Linked DNA regions of Mus musculus: region 2 is linked to region 1. Evidence: chromatin loops called from intact Hi-C (ENCODE). Cell type or tissue: heart. All regions are shown on one strand. Links, peaks and the distances in the headings refer to the core of each region. The heading gives the core; the rest is flanking DNA.

Region 1 (5,383 bases), core at 187-5,186:
AGCCCGCCCAGTAGGCTTGGACTCTTGTAGGCAATATTGTTTCCTTAAGTTATCTCCAACGCCCACTGATAGTAATAAACCTTGAGTCGTTTATAATCTCCATCATATCAAGGCTTCCTCTTGCTACGTGGCTTATCTATGACCAGCCAACTTCATAAAAATAGATCCAACTTAGAAGGAACTTGGAAAGAACAAAAGAGGCTGGGTGCTTTCCATTGCCTGGGCAATCTATACTTAGAGCACTGTAAAGTTAACTACGGTGTGCAGAAAGGGGGGAAGTGGGAAAGTTAAGGACCTCTAGGAGCTTAGTCGACTCTTCAAAACAGAAAACTCTAACAGTCTTAAAGTCCCCAACCATAAATTCCACAATGAGGAAATATCTAGATGCGAAATCTCCCCCGCTGAAGGGGAAGTTAGATAAATACATAGAGGAAATGAAAGCAAAATGAGCCTTAGTCATGCTCAAGAGTATGGAGGAAATGGCTGGGTTGGGTTTGAGGCAGAAAAGTAGAAGAGGCATGTGTTTCTAAGCCTCTTATCCCACCTTCAGAGCACCCTTGGGATGCTGTTCCCTCCCTACTCAGAATCCATTCACAAGTCACAACCTATTGGGCTTTTAAAATATTCACTGGGACTGGAGAGATGGCTCCTTGGTTAAGACTGCTCTTAACCAAGTCTCTTCCAGAAGTCCAGAGTTCAATTCCCAGCAACCACATTGTGGCTCACAATGTGATGGGATCTGATGTCCTCCTCTGATGTGCCTGAAGACAGCAACAGTGTACTCATACATTAAAAAAAAAAAAAAAGGTGTGTAAAATAGTCACTCAATAAACCTTCAAGTCACTCCTCTGTGTCTTTTCTATTGAACTTCCGGGAAGGCCATGCACAAAACAGAGATCTCTGCTTCTATATGAAGCAAGGGCAGGAGAAACAGGAACTGACAGACAGATGGAAGACACTGCGGTGGGCAGTAAGGGTCAAGTGCTGAGGGAGAAAACAGGAAAGGAAAACGTGAGGGGTGTTACAGGCAGCATAGCGTTACAGCTTTAAACAGAGATGCGAGGGAGCAAAGATGCAAGGGGATGTGGGCGTTGGGCATAAAGCTGTGGGGGAGGGGCTGCTCAAGGCAGAGAACAGAAAGGCTGGAGTCTAAGGAGGAGGCGGGCAGAATTACACTAACAGCAGCAAGAGACACAATGGGGAAAGAGCCCGCTGTTGTAAGGGCTCTGCGTGCTGTGACAGTCTGCGACTGTCACGGTAAGTGAGATGCGAACCCCGATGGTTGCAGCACAGCACCAAGGTTTTTTGACTTTTGTTTGATTAAGGCCACTTTAAGTAGATGGGCAAACGCGGAGGCAGCACCAGAACCATTTAGACGGTGCAGAAATGCAGGCAATCTACCAAAGCATTCTAGCCAAGATGGGCTGTCCTCTGCAGAGGCGGCAAGAAATGTCTGCACTGTGGATACATTTTGAAGGGAACAGTAGCAGAATTTGAATTTATTAATGAAACTCACAGTGAGGATCGTGTGTGGTCTTAGCAACTGGAAAGTGCCTGCCACAGGAGCATGAAGTTTGTGCCCATCACACATTTAAAAGCATGTATATGGAACCCCATTTCTGACGAAGTGGAGGGGTTACGGATATGGCAGAGGCAGGTAGAGTCCCGAGGCTCATGGTAGCTAAATCAAGGGCTCTGGATTCACTGAGAAATACAAAGTGTAACGTGATAAAGGAAGATTCCCCAACTTCAACTGCCGGTCTAGACATGCATGCACACACGTAGAAAGAAACTGGAAAGAGCCAATTCAGAGTCTGTTCAAGGTGTGAAGCAAAGACACGGAGTAACAACTAGGATGGGAAGAATTTTGGTTCGTTTCTGTTTCTGTATCTTGAGTCAGGATCTCATGTCACTATAACCTAGGCTGATATTAGGTAGCAAGGGTAGCATGGAGCTTATATGAAAATGACAACATGCTTATATATGGTGATAAGAAATAACCAGCAAAGGCAAAAACAATGCTGTAGGCTGGGAAGAATTTCTGGAACAGAGTCTGGCTCAGCCTCAGTGAGGGCTGGGCTAAATGACTGACAGGTTAGAGCTTCCTGGGTGCACAGTGGAATCTCCAACCAGGAAGTGGGGAGGGAATTTGGGGAGATGGGGACTTTGACCATGCAGAACCTGCTCAGCTTCTGAAGTTATTCTAGGGAATAATTTCTAATCATGTCCTTCAGATCGATTTATGTTTCAGTCTGAAAGGTTTGAAGGTAAATGGGAACCAGAAGTCACGAATCATTTCAAAAATCTTGAGTTTGTGGGAGGCATGTTACCGGTATTTTAAATTGCATTCTTTCGCCACCTAGTGGGCAGAAAGCAGGCCGCTCATTACATTTTCCTGTAGTCTGACCAAGTGAAATGAAATCGGAAGGGGGAGCTTTTTGTTGTTAATGTTCAAGTCCATGTCTTTGACTATAGCACATTTCTTAGGGCTGTTTTAGAAGGAATCAGAATTGTATCAGTATAACCCATCCTTCAGATGGAACCCTGGGTTGAGATTTTATATACAAAGCAAATTTTCTGGGTATTAATAGTAATAAGACAGGAAACGTGAGGTAATAAGAAATAATAATGAATGGGAAGTGACTAAGGTCAGAAAAGGAAGGGCCAAGCGTTCTCCCTGAAGTCACTCTAGTTAGGACCAGGGATTGTTTCAAACAAGAATGTACCAGTGTGATCTTGTAATCAACTACAAGTGCTTTGAATTTTCCAGAACTGGACACTTGGCACATCAGATAGCCTTACCTAATTCCATTTGGCAATATTTGGCTTAGGCCAGTCATCGTTTGGAAATTTCTCATAGGTGAAATATAGAAAGACGTGTTCCCAAGGGAGGGGTCCATTCCTGAAAAGGGCAGGTATAAAAATAACGATATGTGTCACTTAGATTTCTTCACAAAAAAAAAAAAAAAAATCAGCAGTAAAAGGTTAAAAGCTAAACTTTTTTTTAATTAGATATTTTCTTCATTTACATTTCAAATGCTATCCCAAAAGTCCCTCATACTCCCCCCCCCAATCCCCTACCCACCCACTCCCACTTCTTGGCCCTGGCGTTCCCCTGTACTGAGGCATATAAAGTTAAAGGCTAAACTTACAAAGAGTAAATAAGAGCATTAAAATAAAATTAAAAAAATATATAGTTTCACATCTTTAAATGTTAAGATATAGAGCCTTTGTTTATTTGTTTTTGGTTTTACCTTCCTGGGAATTGAACCAGGACCTCACAGGCACTAGGCAAGCACTCTGTCACTGAGCTGCAACCCCCACCCCACCCTAAGAGTGCTCCAAAATGACGGGCATAACATTAAATGAATTTCATTTGGTTCTTTAGGCTGCGCAGGAAACAAAGGGCTGTAGTGAGAAGCCGGCTTGCAGGGACTCATCTCCTCAGATAAGCTTCCTGCTCTTTCTCCTCCCTGCCCACTGCCTCCTCTTGGCTGCCTGTGGTCAGCTGTGGCTGGTTCCTTTCTTCTCTCTGTGAAACTCTTCTTTATGCCTTCCTGGAACACTGAGCAGTTGGTGGCAACTGGACTTGGATCTTTTCAGGACATTTGCATCTATTTCTTATCCTCATCTTGGTCCATTTTATTCTCCACTGTCATGGCCATTGGGGTCACTATTTCATACTTAATATTTTAATACTATAAACTTCATGAACTCAGACCTATATAAAATGGCATCACACTTTATATGGCATAATATTGAGTCTATGTATACAAGTAACATCTCCTTGGGTGAGAAACACTTTGACTGAATGTGCCAATGCCTTTTGTCTTATTACTATTATTTATTTATTATGTATCCAGGTGTTTTAGAAAGTAGTCGATGAGTCCAGTGGGGGATGATGATGGTGATGGTGATTACATCATTTTAAACAAATGGCAATAATTCATTTGGGTGATAAAAGTACCCCTAGTCTCTGTATCATTAGTTCATTAAAAATACAAACACACCCAGAACTAGCAAGACAGGAGTTACTCTAAAAGTATTTTCAAAATGATAACTTTTATAGTAAATTAGCAAAGTGACAATCTATTTTATCAAAGGTTTTGTGGTCTGGTTATAGATAGAGACTTTGTAGCCCTGTAGAGGTGGACTGATAACACCCGGAAGCAGCAAAGGGCAGGCTTTGGAACTGGGTAATAACCTCCCAGAAGAGGCACTTTTATGAAAAACTTGGGTCAGGGGTCTACAGCAGGGGGATGACATGAAAAAAGAATACAGGGCGAGCACCTGACTCCAATCTCCAGAATTTACAGAAAGATGGAAGGACGGACCCAACCCCAGAGCATGCTTCTTCTGACCTCTACTCATGTGTCCGTGCGCGCACGCGCACGCGCACACGCGCGCACACACACCCTAGTAACAGTTCTTTATTTTTATTTATTTTATTTTATTTCATTTTATTTTAGAGATGGAATTAACCCAGTAAACCCCCCCCCCCCCCAGCTAAGCATGGAGAAAGAGAGTGTCCGAGACAGAGTGAGGATTCTGTAAAAGCAAAGCAGTGGAAGAACAGAGTTCATTACTCAGCCCTGCGCCCTGCTCACCGTGAAAAGGACATTCATTGGTTGAATGTCAGTGTATTTTATGTCCAGAGTATTTACGTTCTCAGTAAAATGCTATTCCTTAAAGCTAAGGTGAAGGACTTATGTTAAGAGATAGGTTATTTCTCTGCCAGTGAAATGAGCCAACTCAAGCCAGATTAGAATATATTGAAGTCAGGTTTATTGGGGAGCTGCTCTTGGATGAGTTCACTAACCCCAAAGACCAGGCCAGGGAAGTCACTATGAGTGTGTGTGTGTGTGGGGGGGGGGGGGGGGGGGGAGAAAGTGTGTGTGCCCGAAGAGAGAAAGAGAAAGAGAAATGAGGGAGAGAGATCAAAATGTCTGGATTATATAGGCAGGAGCCTTTTGGGGGAAGGGCAGCTCAACCCCTAGGCTGGAAAGTTCAGGGATGGGAGCAGGGTGTGCCAGGTATGGACTGAGGGATGCTGGGAGAACCTTAAGTCCAGATCTGCTTTGATATGTAAAGTAAGCACTTCATTCCCCCAGCTCAGAAACCAAACATTACTTAATTTCCATTGTAAAACTTGTTCTTCCTTGTCCACACCTAGCAATCTTATTTAAATAATTATTTCCAACAGGATCCTTTTTTCTTTGCTTTGCTTTGTCATTGAAATGGAAACTTATTATATAGTCCAGGTTGGCTTTGAACCCCAGAGTACCGCAATTATAAATAAGTATGTAAGTACAAAGCTACAGCAATTGTTCATTACTGATTGGACCACCCAACTTCAGGCGGCTTCAACGTGTTGGCTTGAAGG
Region 2 (5,383 bases), core at 200-5,199, 120 kb after region 1:
AGTCAGCTAGGGTTTTTCTTTGGCTCTACCCAGAGAACTCCATTCCCCCCCCCCCCCAAAAAAAAAAAACAACCCCCAAACAAACCCAGAGTTAAAAACAAGTAGAGAGTGTTGTTTGAAGACAGCAAACTACTTGACCATCCAGAAGTACGGAGGCCAGAGGTGTAGAGAAAGGCTCCTGTGAAGTGGGCGTCCGTCTCTCATTCTCCGGGAATACTCAGCTGACTTGAAGCACAGAACGTGCATGGCTATGAGTTGTCTGAGGAGAGAGGGCTGGAGTTGAAGGATAAGAAAGGCGGGGCCAGAGATCCCCTTCATGGATCTGTTGAATCCTGGGGCTAGCTCGGATGGGATCCTTAACGCCTAAGCTAGGCAGAGAATTTGACATAGAACTTAGTAGTATTTTTATAAGACAAATACAATGTATTATCCTGGAGACTAGGGCTGTTACTAACAAGCTTTCAGTTGAAGCCTTAGTGGTGAGGCGGGTCCAGAGGGTGGCAGTTCTTTCTGTCAGTGCCAGAGAGAAGGCTGAGCTCACGTCGGAAAAATGCCAGTCTGCTAAGAGCACAGGAGCCAGCAAAGCACAGGGCTGATGGCATGGTCAGAGCAAAGGAATACAACTACTAAAAAGAGCCTCAAAGACGCTAGCGTCTATATCAGTTTGCACCATGAGTAACCATGTAAGTAGCAAAGAAATAGAACTGTGGAGAAAATGGGTGAAAAAGGAAGGGTTTTCACTAGAATCTTAGAAAGTTTTAATTTAAGAAAAATACGTTATCTAAAATTTAAAAATCCCTAGATGTGTTAGTGCAGTGGTTCTCACAGTTCCTCATGTTCCTCATGTTGTTGTGTGACCTCAGCCTTAAAATTATTGTTTCTACTTGATAATTGTAATTTTGCTGTGGCGAATCCTAATGTAAATGTCTGATCTGCAGGTTACCTGATCTATGGCCTCTGTGAACCACTGGTATAGGAGAGAAGGTTCAGACAGTAGGAGAGGACGTCAGTAGAAAATAAGGAACAGTTGAAATCAGAGAAAATAGAGAAGAAAAGATGATTTAATGAAAATGCATATACCTTTTGCCAGCAGAAGAGAAGAGATTTGGACAAAGTGATTTTGAAGAGATAATATATGGAATGTTTTAAAAAATTGATAAAATGTTCAAAACCAGAGATTCCCAAGGTATTATTTATTTTACACAAAGTGGATGCAAAGGAAATCACAGCTGAACAAATCAAAGTAGCCAATGATGAGGAAGAAAATGGCTGAAAGAATGTGAGGAAAGACATGTTTTGAAAGAGCAGACAGCAAGATTTATGCTAGACTCTGAGCAACCAAGTGCCCTGAAACTTTAGGAAGAAATTAGCAGTTAAACTAAAATTCAGTGTGTTCACCAAAATTGCTTTAAAAACGAAAATAAAATCACTTCCAAACAAAAAACAACTGTAAACCTAGGCAAAAGTAAGATCACAACATGAGCAAACAATGTCACCAGTGTGACCAGTGGGGGAACTGTGACATTAGGGAAGAACGATAAGGGGAAAACGGTGTGAATATCAGCTATTATTAACTGTGTGTGGGTTGAAAAAATAAACAGTTAACAGCAGTGCTATCTTAAGCATCCTGAATAACACTGGGAGGACGGAGGGAGAGTGAAGATAAGAGTAAGCAGGGTCAGGGATAGACGGGCTGTCTGTAGACCATCTGCAGTGCTTGTAAAAGCAGGGACCGTGGGAGTGGTGGCTAGACAGCAACACTAAGACGCAAGACGGTGGGACAGAAACTCAGCAGAAGACAAAAGACAGGCAGTTCAAAAAGTCGAGGGAAGAGGTCAGTCTAAAGTTGTGGTTAAGTAAAACTTTAGATGATAGAAATAATGCAGTGTATTTTTATTACACGATTACAGATTTTTTTTTTTTTAGAAATTCATTAAAGAAAAAGGTTCCATTTTTCAGCCCAAAATTGTGCATAGACAAGCATATAAATCTAAACTCATATGTAAGGTATTTCTGTGTTTCTTCTAACAGCTTCTTTGCGATATTGGCCATAGTGAAGAAAAACTGGGCTTTAATTATGAAGACATCATAATTTGGTAAGTGTAGTTCAGTTTTTTCTCCCATCCCTTATTTTAGTAATTTCTATTATAACAATTTAAGTCCGAGCTAGGGTGCCTGCAGCACATGCCTGGTTCTGTAGACACAGTGTTTGGCTGAAAGGAGCAGTCAGTAACTTGGCTGTGTGAGCATTAGCTCAGATTTTGTACTGCTGGGTACAAAGAACTAAACCTAAATATCCAGAATTACACGAACTTCTCCAAAAATTGTAATTAAATATTAAATTTGCAGACTGAATGTCTCATTCTTTCCAGGAAACGTTAGAACAACAACAACAACAACAAAAAAAAAACCCTAGATTTTCCCTAAGAAAGAATGTATCTATTACAAACTTGTTGTAGGCTAATAGGTAATTGATCAAGCAGTTTCAGTGCCACTTTTGGATGTTCTTGGGAGTAAACATTAATATAGTAGTATGTGTTTACTAACTACTGTTAACTATCTTGTTATTGAATTAAACTAATTATCCTTTGAGACATGTGGAAGCATACATGCAAATAAAGGATACATTGTAGAAACATCTAAAGATACAGTTTGAAAAGACTATAGGATTTCTTCTTCCATTTACACAATCTGCCAGAAGATGAGTAAAACTCCCAATTGGCTGGATTAGTGTGACTATTCAGAGGAAGCACAGAATAAAGACATCACCAAATACAATTCTTTACTTTGTAGTATTTTTTGTTTGGTTGACTTTTCTTAAATAGAATTAATTGTATATAACAAAAAGTTTGGGATACCTTAGCCATGAAAGAACTTGATATGGGAGTAAATCCTAAAGTATGAAAAATCTGAAATGCTCCAAAATCCGAGACTTTGTTAGAGCCATCTCAAGCATTCACAAGGTTGGGGGGTCTAGATTTTCAAGTAAGAGATACTCAGTTTGAAATAGTCTTGAAAGTAGTTTCAGTCTAAAAATACAAGAAATCAGAACTACTTCTCGTCCCAAGCATTTCACATGGGGGCAAAGTAACCTCTGCTGAACTGTGGTGTCTTTGAAGCCTGTGTAACAGAACGTTTTTGTTTTCCTACAGTTTGCGCTTAGCTTTATTAAATGAGGCAAAAGAAGTAAGAGCAGCCGGGTTGCGAGCGCTGCGCTATCTCATCCAAGATTCCAGTATTCTCCAGAAGGTGCTAAAACTGAAAGTGGACTATTTAATAGCTAGGTAATGTTCTGAGACGTGCCTGTCTTTCTTATGCCTTTAAAGTTTTGTGTTTAGCATCCAGCCAAACCTGTACAGATTTTTGGTGTAAAGCTTAATTTTGCAAAGGTGCATGATCAAGTAAGACCAAGACTAATGGTGTTTTTAGCAAAGGAGGGACTCCCTTTATACTTTCAAGCAATTGTAAATAGTTTTCTCCTTAGAGATTTGTTTTCCTGTCTTTGCATTTCACATTACATGTTAATTAATGTGTATAATCGACATATGTAAGTATACATTTATTGTTTTCTCATCATCTGTAAGGTTCTTCCACATTGATCATATCTGTTTTTAAATTTTATTTTTGCTATGAAGTATTTGGTCTTATGCTTAGGACATGCTTGAATCTGTTCATTCAGGATAGTTTTCAGTGTTGAGCTATTTTGAATGAATCTGCCCTGCAATCTTGTGTAAGTCTGTGAGGTGCTCACTTCTTAGAAGCAGGCATAGAGAAGGAGATGTTGGAACCTGATGCATGTGTGCTTAGCTATGTGATTGTGGTCGGCATCCCTCTCTCTTTGTAAAATGTATTTTTATTCTTTAATCCCTTTTTACAGTCTGGACTTCATCCCCCATCCACTCCCTATCCCATACCTTCCTCACCCCAGTGTCCAAAAGGATGTCCCCACCCCCATCCCACCCCCACCCCACCAGGCCTCCTCTCTCCCTGGGGCCTCAAGGGTTAGATGCATCTTCTCTCACTGAGGCCTGACCAGGCAGTCCTCTGCTGACTATGTGTTGGGGCCGCAGGTTTTTTCTTAAGACACGGCACTGATCATTTAGATGCCGTGACTGTTTGGTGAGCTTTAGTCACACTTACTGGGTTTGGGACTTCTGTTGTTTGTTGCGGTAAATCTCCTCCCAAATAGGCCCGGCAATGAAAACACAACACAGTTACTATGATTACATGCTGTGTGCCTAGATTGGGCAGATCTACCGCTACACTACCATCTTCCACAGCTTGTGAGACCCCCTTAGAACTTGCAGTTTCTTCAGGCCATGTGCTTCTCCTCCGGCTCTTCTTCTTCCTCCTCTGCGTCCTCTCTCTCATTTTCTCCTTCCTCTCTCTCCCACCTTCCACTCCACCTTCCCTTTTATCTGCCTAATCATCAGCTCTCCTTTATTTTACAAATTAAGGTGGGAAGCAGGTTTACAGGAAATTACCTGAGTGCTGACTCATTCCTTGTTCACAACCCCTCACAAGAGAATGGAATTAACATCAAATACAGTTAGCCCCAGGGCTATCCACAACAGTTGTTTGTTGTGGGTTAATTTATTTATTCCTGTTGTTGTATTACTTTGTTTTGACAGGGTTTCTGCTACAAATTCCAGGCTGGCTTCAGGCTTACTGATTCTCCTGTCTCACCCTCTTTAGACATTGTAGTGGAGGCAGTGCCATTATTTTTTCTTCTGATTTTTAGCTACTAATATATAGATAATAGGACGTACTGTCTTCTTTTACAGCAGCCTTGGTAAATCCCTATAGTTTCCCCAGTCTATGGAGTCCGTGGGCCTCCCATGCTTGTGAACTCCTGAGGACTCACCTCCAGGACCCTTAGCCTTAGTCTTGCTTCAGTCCTCTGCTTCTCGAGAACTGCACTGCATCCGGACGTCCCTCGTTCGCGTGGAAGGTGCCAAGTACTCCACTGGCTTGACTTTGCGTAGCTGTTAGTAAACTATGGCCCTCACTTGTATTTTTGAAGTCAATTCATTCATTCATGATGGCTTCTCATTTCTAAATAGACTGAACACATTGGTATTTAGTTTTTAGTTCTGCTAATACATACTTCTGCTTTGGGTACTATGTAAAGATACTATGTAAAACTTGTGACTTGTGTTAGTATTTCCCCTAGGTGGTTACAACTAGACCATGAACCTTACAGGGGTGGGTTTTGTTTGTTTTAATTGTGGCTTACTTTGCTTGGTTGATACAGCACTGTTGAGTTTTCTGTGTTGGTGTGTGTCTGTTTGGGACTCACTAAGGCTTGACTTTGGTGTCTTGGAGAGGTCTGTCTGGGTGCTGCTTCCTTCTGTCCTTGTCTGGTCCTGTAGCATCCGTCAGA

The links. Peaks named below come from ENCODE experiments on the same cell type or tissue, not always from the same donor. Only the 100,000 strongest peaks of a DNase experiment are listed, where the experiment ranks them.
Region 2: it touches region 1 in a loop (2.1-fold over the local background); 1 of 42 quality-filtered maps calls a loop at or near these places.

Annotation. Positions count from the first base shown.
Region 1 is chr15:6,623,583-6,628,965 of GRCm38, forward strand. The region is part of intron 2 of Fyb (FYN binding protein); the gene reads left to right. Gm2245 (predicted gene 2245) reads right to left here. Exons shown (of 7, transcript NR_155272.1): 3 at 2,803-2,902. Among named protein-coding and RNA genes, the nearest start is that of Gm2245, 28 kb to the right of the region's middle. In heart, for the core only: a CTCF peak has its summit at 2,372 (motif pointing left); no DNase peak of the experiment used is centred there; H3K4me3 peaks cover 1,508 bases.
Region 2 is chr15:6,742,297-6,747,679 of GRCm38, forward strand. It overlaps Rictor (RPTOR independent companion of MTOR, complex 2), which reads left to right. Exons shown (of 38, transcript NM_030168.3): 4 at 2,032-2,096; 5 at 3,153-3,284. Among named protein-coding and RNA genes, the nearest start is that of Rictor, 37 kb to the left of the region's middle. In heart, for the core only: no CTCF peak of the experiment used is centred there; no DNase peak of the experiment used is centred there; H3K4me3 peaks cover 962 bases; H3K27ac peaks cover 1,722 bases.